2 separate regions of the Homo sapiens genome follow, and region 2 is linked to region 1. A link is a contact called in ENCODE Hi-C or POLR2A ChIA-PET data. All regions are on one chromosome and are shown on one strand. Each heading gives the region's core, a stretch centred on a gene start or an enhancer-like site at or near the end of the contact. The rest is flanking DNA. Distances are from core to core; before and after follow the strand shown. Region 1 overlaps AKAP13 (A-kinase anchoring protein 13). Region 2 overlaps AKAP13 (A-kinase anchoring protein 13).

The links. Hi-C counts contacts between places; a loop is a spot of excess contacts on that map. ChIA-PET counts read pairs that join two places held with the same protein, here RNA polymerase II (POLR2A). Pooled maps may share reads with other maps.
Region 2: a map of ovary shows a loop between it and region 1 (4-fold over the local background). The contact joins two enhancer-like sites. A Hi-C loop is called at or near these places in 15 of 168 maps with a recorded cell type or tissue (CD4-positive, alpha-beta memory T cell, ascending aorta, cardiac septum and 10 more), 3 of 37 single-sample maps with no recorded cell type and 20 of 50 pooled maps. POLR2A ChIA-PET finds 5 or more read pairs at or near these places in 10 of 52 experiments (AG04450, BJ, CD4-positive, alpha-beta T cell and 6 more).

Annotation. Positions count from the first base shown.
Region 1 is chr15:85,615,340-85,618,576 of GRCh38, forward strand. All of the region lies in intron 8 of AKAP13 (A-kinase anchoring protein 13), which reads left to right. Among named protein-coding and RNA genes, the nearest start is that of LINC02883, 140 kb to the right of the region's middle. RefSeq lists silencers at 794-843, 904-953 and an enhancer at 2,622-2,791. Within about 2 kb of position 1,497, at least 5 of the 41 ENCODE cell types and tissues checked have a DNase peak (open chromatin) inside an H3K27ac peak, as active enhancers do.
Region 2 is chr15:85,728,679-85,731,915 of GRCh38, forward strand. AKAP13 (A-kinase anchoring protein 13) reads left to right here. Exons shown (of 37, transcript NM_007200.5): 30 at 1,835-2,029. Among named protein-coding and RNA genes, the nearest start is that of LINC02883, 28 kb to the right of the region's middle. Within about 2 kb of position 1,738, at least 3 of the 41 ENCODE cell types and tissues checked have a DNase peak (open chromatin) inside an H3K27ac peak, as active enhancers do.

The sequences.
Region 1 (3,237 bases), core at 247-2,746:
AATCTTCAAATCTGTATGTTAGTGAATGCTAGGAGGGAACAGTAGACCTGCTTCTCCTGGAGCCATAGTACAAGGAAAGCCTAATTGGAGACGATCCTTTGCAGCCATTGTAAAGTATTTTCTTCTTTCACCTCTCAAATATTCATTTGTCTTATTTGAAGCAGTCTATTATCTAAGCAGACAGGAGTTGCTCAAGTGGAGGCTAAATGTTTTATCTGTATTCTAATACATTTTACCACCAACATATGTGTAACTCTGGATGGATCACTATATTTAAGTTTAGATTAATGAAAATTGTTGACTGTGGTAAACTTTTCCTTCCTTCCCATTTCATGTGAAGAACAAAGGTAGAAAGTGTCATTATGCAGGAATAATGTTTTCTGCAAGTTTTAAGAGAATGTCTCAATTCCTTTTTCTTTCTCCTCTGAAACTACCGTATCCCATGAACTATATGGCATGTGATAACTTCCTAGTCTCAGACTGGCAGTATATAATATTAGAGCAAGAAGGATCTTCAGATATGACCTAGCGTTGAATCTCTAATTTTTCCATTCTGGAAATCTTGGTCCAGAGGGTCAAACTAGTATCTCCCAAGTTGCTCAGTGAGATAATGGCACACCTAGGAAGACAAAGAACCCTTGATTTTCACTTAGTACCTTGTGTTCTCTGCAGAGAGTAAAATTGATCATTGATGAGTCATTAACCAGTGTCCATTCACATGCTGCTACTTTATGTTCACTTTGGGGTTTCAGGAAAAAATACATAGTAGCAGAAGATGAGCCCTACCCCTATCCCCACACCCCCACAAAAATATTCACTGGCCTTTGGTGTTCTGTTTGGGTCTTCAGCATCCCCCACTAGGTGGTGTCCTAATTCAGAAACTTTGCTGTGAGACTCCAGATGGGCTTCTGCCCTAACTGGAACTAAAGCAGCCACAGTGTTGACCCATAAGAATGCTTAAACAATTTGGTAAGGTGCTAGATCTTGTAGTTAAGTAAATCAAATGAAAATTTAATTCATGAACACAAATGCTATAGCTAAATTAAGATGTATAAAATATTTTTATATTTCATTTTCTGGAATCTTTAATAATTGCATGTTGGCCCTGTGGCATGAGACAGATTAAAAGCACTGGTTGTTTTTAAAGAATCTGGGACCATTTGTGTGGATAGAGGGCAGGATGGAGGCTGCAGAAAGAAAGGAAAGACAATTAATACTGTAAGTAACTACTGTTAAGTAGTATGGCTGTAAATAATAAAATATTTTACTACAGGTTCCCCAAATTAAAAGAAAAGGGAAATAAACTCAGAACCTCCTTTAAATTTGTAACTCTCAGCTCTGGTTTAGATATGAAATGATTGGTTGCTGTATTTCAAAATCCTGGCAGAATTACTGTTCAATGGTTCCAGATGTTTTTGATAAAAACTTGGAATTGTCACATCAACTGCAAAAGCACAAGACTGCAGATTCTGTCTTCTGTTGGGGAGTGCTGAGCAGATCCAGAGGGGAAAGCAACACAGACTCTTTTTTCCACCCAGAGCATTTGTTTCCCACCCAGGGTATTTGTCCTCCAACAAGGAACAGAATATGTAAGGAATTGTCCTTTAATATGCAGAAAGAGCAGGAAATCTAGCTTTCCAGCCTGTGGCACAAAGCCAGAAGTTAGAAATAAAAAGGTTAGTCTTTATGTCTCAAACAGTAATCTAGGCTCTTTCAGAAAATTATATTATTTTGAAACAAGTTTCTCTCTCCTAAAAACTTCCTGAAGACAGACACCTTGTTACCTATTTATTTTGCTTGCCTCCACTAGAAGTCACAAAATATCTGTTACATTGTTATAAATTATCTGCATGTAAGTCACTGGACAGGGATAGGGTAGAAAAGCTTTTTTGTTGTTGTTGTTGTTTTTGTTTTTTGTTTTTTGAGGCGGAGTCTTGCTCTGTTGCCAGGCTCGAGTGCAGTGGCGCGATCTTGGCTCACTGCAACCTCCGCCTCCGAGGTTCAAACGATTCTCCTGCCTCAGCCTCCTGAATAGTTGGGACTACAGGCATGTGCCAACATGCCTGGCTAATTTTTGTATTTTTAGTAGAGATGGGGGTTTCGCCATGTTGGCCACGATCTGGATCTCTTGACCTCATGATCTGCTTGCCTTGGCCTCCCAAAGTGTTGGGATTACAGGCGTGAGCCACCGCGCCCAGCCGGTAGGAGGGTTTTAATGGTGATTAAACCATCTCTGATCCCTAGAGAGACAGATGCCTGGGAACCTTGGAAGCAGGAATCATTTGATTCTAATTAAAACAGAAGGGAGTGGCAGTGAGGAACAAACCATATTGAGGACAGAGGGGAGGCAGCTCTGTGTTCAAAAAAAGAAGAAGGGCGAGTTCTACATTCTAGCTTGGTGAAAGCTTTTACAGAAAAGATAATAAAGTATCAGTTTATCTATACATTCAAGCCTAAAGGCTCTTTCTGTCTGTGCCCTAGACCACATAGTTTGGAAGTATTTGTAAATCTCTGGTCAAGTTCCCATGCTTTTGATAAGCCTGAGCAAGAATTTTATTTACAACTTTTAAATCTCTGTCAAATCGTCTTGTTTCTACTGTTTTGTAGCCTCATTTGTAATGAAAAGCAACATCTGTTTCACTGCACATGTTGGTACCACTACAGAGCCAAGGCTCACTTGGGGCACGAGAAGGGGAGGGGTTGTCCGCCTTCATTCCTCGGATGAACCAGTGAGGAATAGGGAGATAAAACCTTATGGCTTTTATTTCAGAATAAAGCCTGTATGTAGCTGGGGTGTATTAATAGAAAGTTGAGGAAGACGTTTACAGTCTTCTTAGCAGGGTTTGCTGTATTTCCCTCCTTTAAGCTGGTCAGCAACTTGAATATCTGGCCTGAGGACACAGCAACTCATCTATACCCTTTTTCTATATCCGTTTTTTAGCTCCTGAAAAACCTTTTCACCAACTTTGTTTGCAATGTCAACAGAAATGTAGGTGTTAAATCTCTCCTCTCCCCTTCTGTTGTGGTATTTGAGCCACTGCTTTCACAGCCTAGCTAAGGACTACTCTGGACAACTCAAGGAAAATGTCAGCAGCTCCTAGAAAGAGAAATCCTTTTTTTTTTTTAATCCCTTTTTCTTTTGTTTCTTCACTCCTTTCTGCTTTTTGCTTCCCTCAGTTCCTCATCCTTTTCCCTCCCAAATCATTCATGATCCAAGTAAGAGAATGTCTCAGGTGA
Region 2 (3,237 bases), core at 488-2,987, 110 kb after region 1:
ATTATCTCAGCACACAAGAGTGGTTATGTGCAAAGGTGAAAAAGGACTTGACATGTCTGCCAAGGAATGACAGGTTCGGTGTGTCTGGAGGGTCAGGGCTAAGGGATGGGATCTTAAGCTGGAAATGCACCAGGTATTAAAAGGCAACAAGGGACTCATGTAATTAAAAAAAAAAATTTTTTTTTTTAACATGTTGAAGATAGTTAGGAGAGTTGCTTGAGGGAATGGGAAGCCACTGGAAGTACAAAGACCATTTGGAAGACTGTTAGGATAGGTTAAGTGAGAATGAGCTGGAGAAGGAAGAGATGTAAGAAATAAGGTCATTAAAATCTGATCAGTTGGCCAGGCTCGGTGGCTCATGCCTGTAATCCCAGCACTTTGGGAGGCCACGGCGGGCGGATCACAAGGTCAGGAGTTCGAGACCAGCCTGACCAACATGGTGAAACCCCATCTCTACTAAAAATACAAAAATTAGCTGGGCGTGGTGGCACGTGCCTGTAATCCCAGCTACTTAGGAGGCTGAGGCAGGAGAATCGCTTGAACCCGGGAGGCAGAGGGAGGTAGAGGTTTCAGTGAGCCGAGGTAGCACCACTGCACTTCACTTCAGCCTGGGTGGCTGAACAAGACTCTGTCTCAAAAAAAAAGAGTCTGGTCGGTTGGTGGTAGGACAGAGTAAGGAGACAGAGTCTCTCACAGGTTTCCAAATCAGGTGACCTGGAAGATGAAGAGTTGTTGACTGAGAAAGAGATTCCACACTAAAGGGAGGAGGTAGTGGGCTGGAGAAAAGATTGGTTTCTCACGTGCTGAGAACAAGGCATCTCAGTAGAGGTGGCCACGTGGGCGCCATGGTCTGCTGCTAAGAAAGGGGAGGGTTTTTGATGGTTTAATGAATTATCAGCATATAGAAGGTCATTGAAGCCATGGGGATGAATGAGATCCTCAAGAGGAAAGTGGGTAAGGTAAAGAAGACAGCTCAGGCCAGGTGCGGTGGCTCACACCTGTAATCCCAGCACTTTGGGAGGCCAAGGCGGGCAGATCACCCAAGGTCTGGAGTTCGAGACCAGCCTGGCCAACATGGTGAAACACCATCTCTACTAAAAATACAAAATTAGCCAGGCGTGGTGGCACATGCCTGTAATCCCAGCTCCTTAGGAGGCTGAGGCAGGAGAATCGCTTAATCACTTGAACCCAGGAGGTGGAGGTTACGGTGAGCCAAGAGTGCACCATTGCACTCCAGTCTGGGCAATAGGAGCGAAACTTTCCGTCTCAAAAAACAAAAACAAAAACAAAAAAAAAAGAAGACAGCTCAGGATGGAGCTGAGACAGGAGCCCAGATAAGAGATTCCATTGCAGATGGCAGATCTGTAAAGTGTCCTGAGAAAGAATGGTAGGAAGAGAACTGGTGTCCTAAAAGCTAAAGAAGGAAACATGTTTTAAAGGAAGAAGTAATCATCAATGCTGGAAAAAACAACCTAAAAGACCTCATTGGATTCAGTCATGAAGTTGAGCTGGGAAAGCAGTTGCAGAGTGGACAGAAGCTAGAGAGTAGTGGGCTGAGAAGTAAACAGGGGACACGGGAGTGGAAGCAAAGTGCAGACTTGTTATGTCACAATTTCCATGGTTTGCCAGAAAGATCCAGAATGGTTTTCCAGATAGAAATCACAGAACAGAAACAATATTGCTGTCTTGATGAAAAAGAAAAGGCAGTGTGGGTGGGGAGGGTGTCCTGTCTTGTCACTTTCCATAAATTACCACAAGGTGGTGCTCGTGTCTTAGTCATTCTCGTAATTACTAAACACCAATCAAATCACAGATCATTTTCTCCTTCCTGCAGAACAACTTCACCAGAAGGACCAAAAAATCCTACTCTTGTTGGAAGAGAAGGAGATGATTTTCCGGGACATGGCTGAGTGCAGCACCCCTCTCCCAGAGGATTGCTCCCCAACACATAGCCCTAGAGTTCTCTTCCGCTCCAACACAGAAGAGGCTCTCAAAGGAGGACCTTTAATGAAAAGTGCAATAAATGAGGGTAATTAACATTCAGCATTGCCCCCTCTTCATCTACTCCCAGAGTGGTTTACACACTAATATTACCTGCCAGTTTTTACTTTTTTACTTTAAAGCACAAATGCAGAAAATTACCCAAAACAAATATTTCACTATAGTAAATTATCAGGTGAATATCCTTTTAACCACTACTCACATCAAGAACTTAAAGGGGCCCTGAAGCCCCTTCCTCCACATGCTCTGTCCCCATCACACCTCCCTCCCTCCAAAAGGAGCAGTTATTCTGACTGTTTTTTAATTAGTCACTTATGCTTTTTTTTTTTTTTTTTTTTTTTTGGCAGGATCTTGCTGCTCTGTTTCCCAGGCTGGAGTGCAGTGGTGCAACCTCGGCTCACTGCAACCTCCCCCTCCTGGGTTCAAGTGATTCTCTTGTCTCAGCCACCCAAGTAGCTTGGGACTACAGATGTGCACCACCACACCCAGCTAATTTTTGTATTTTTCACAGATACAGGGTTTCACCATGTTGGCCAAGCTGGTCTCAAACTCCTGACCTCAAGTTATCCACCCACCTTGGCCTCTCAAAGGGCTGATATTATAGGCGTGAGCCACTGCACCCGGCCATTAATCACTTACTTATATATCTTTATGGCTTAAGTGCCTACTCCTAGACATTATAGTTTAATTTGCTTATGTTTTTTGATATGCATCTTAAAATTCTTAATTTACAGTTCCCCCCACCATCTTTTTTTTTCCATATAATTTATCTTTGAACAATCTGAGCTTTTTGACTTAGAGAGTTTCCCACAGTTTGGATTTTATTCATACAGTCCTGTTGTCTGTTTCCTTCAGATTTGCAGCTGGATTCAGAGGCGTAATTAATTACTCAGACTTGATCTCTTTGGTAAATTGTGCCCTTATAGTGTTGTGTTCTTTCATTGAGGAGGCATAAATATCTAGTTGTCTCTTTTTTTGTGACATATAAGAAAAGATAAAAGGATAAATTCTTGATTATTTTTCCCCTCCATTTATTTACCAGTTTTTAAGACCATGAACATCTTCTGAAAGTGACCCATAGTTTTTATTATGGACTCATGAATTGAAACATGTTTGATGGGGCCAGGCACGGTGGCTCATTTCTATAATCCCAGCATTTTGGGAGGCCGAGGCAAGTGGATCACCTGAGGGTCAGGAGTTCAAGACCAGCGTGGCCCACATGGTGCAACCCTATCC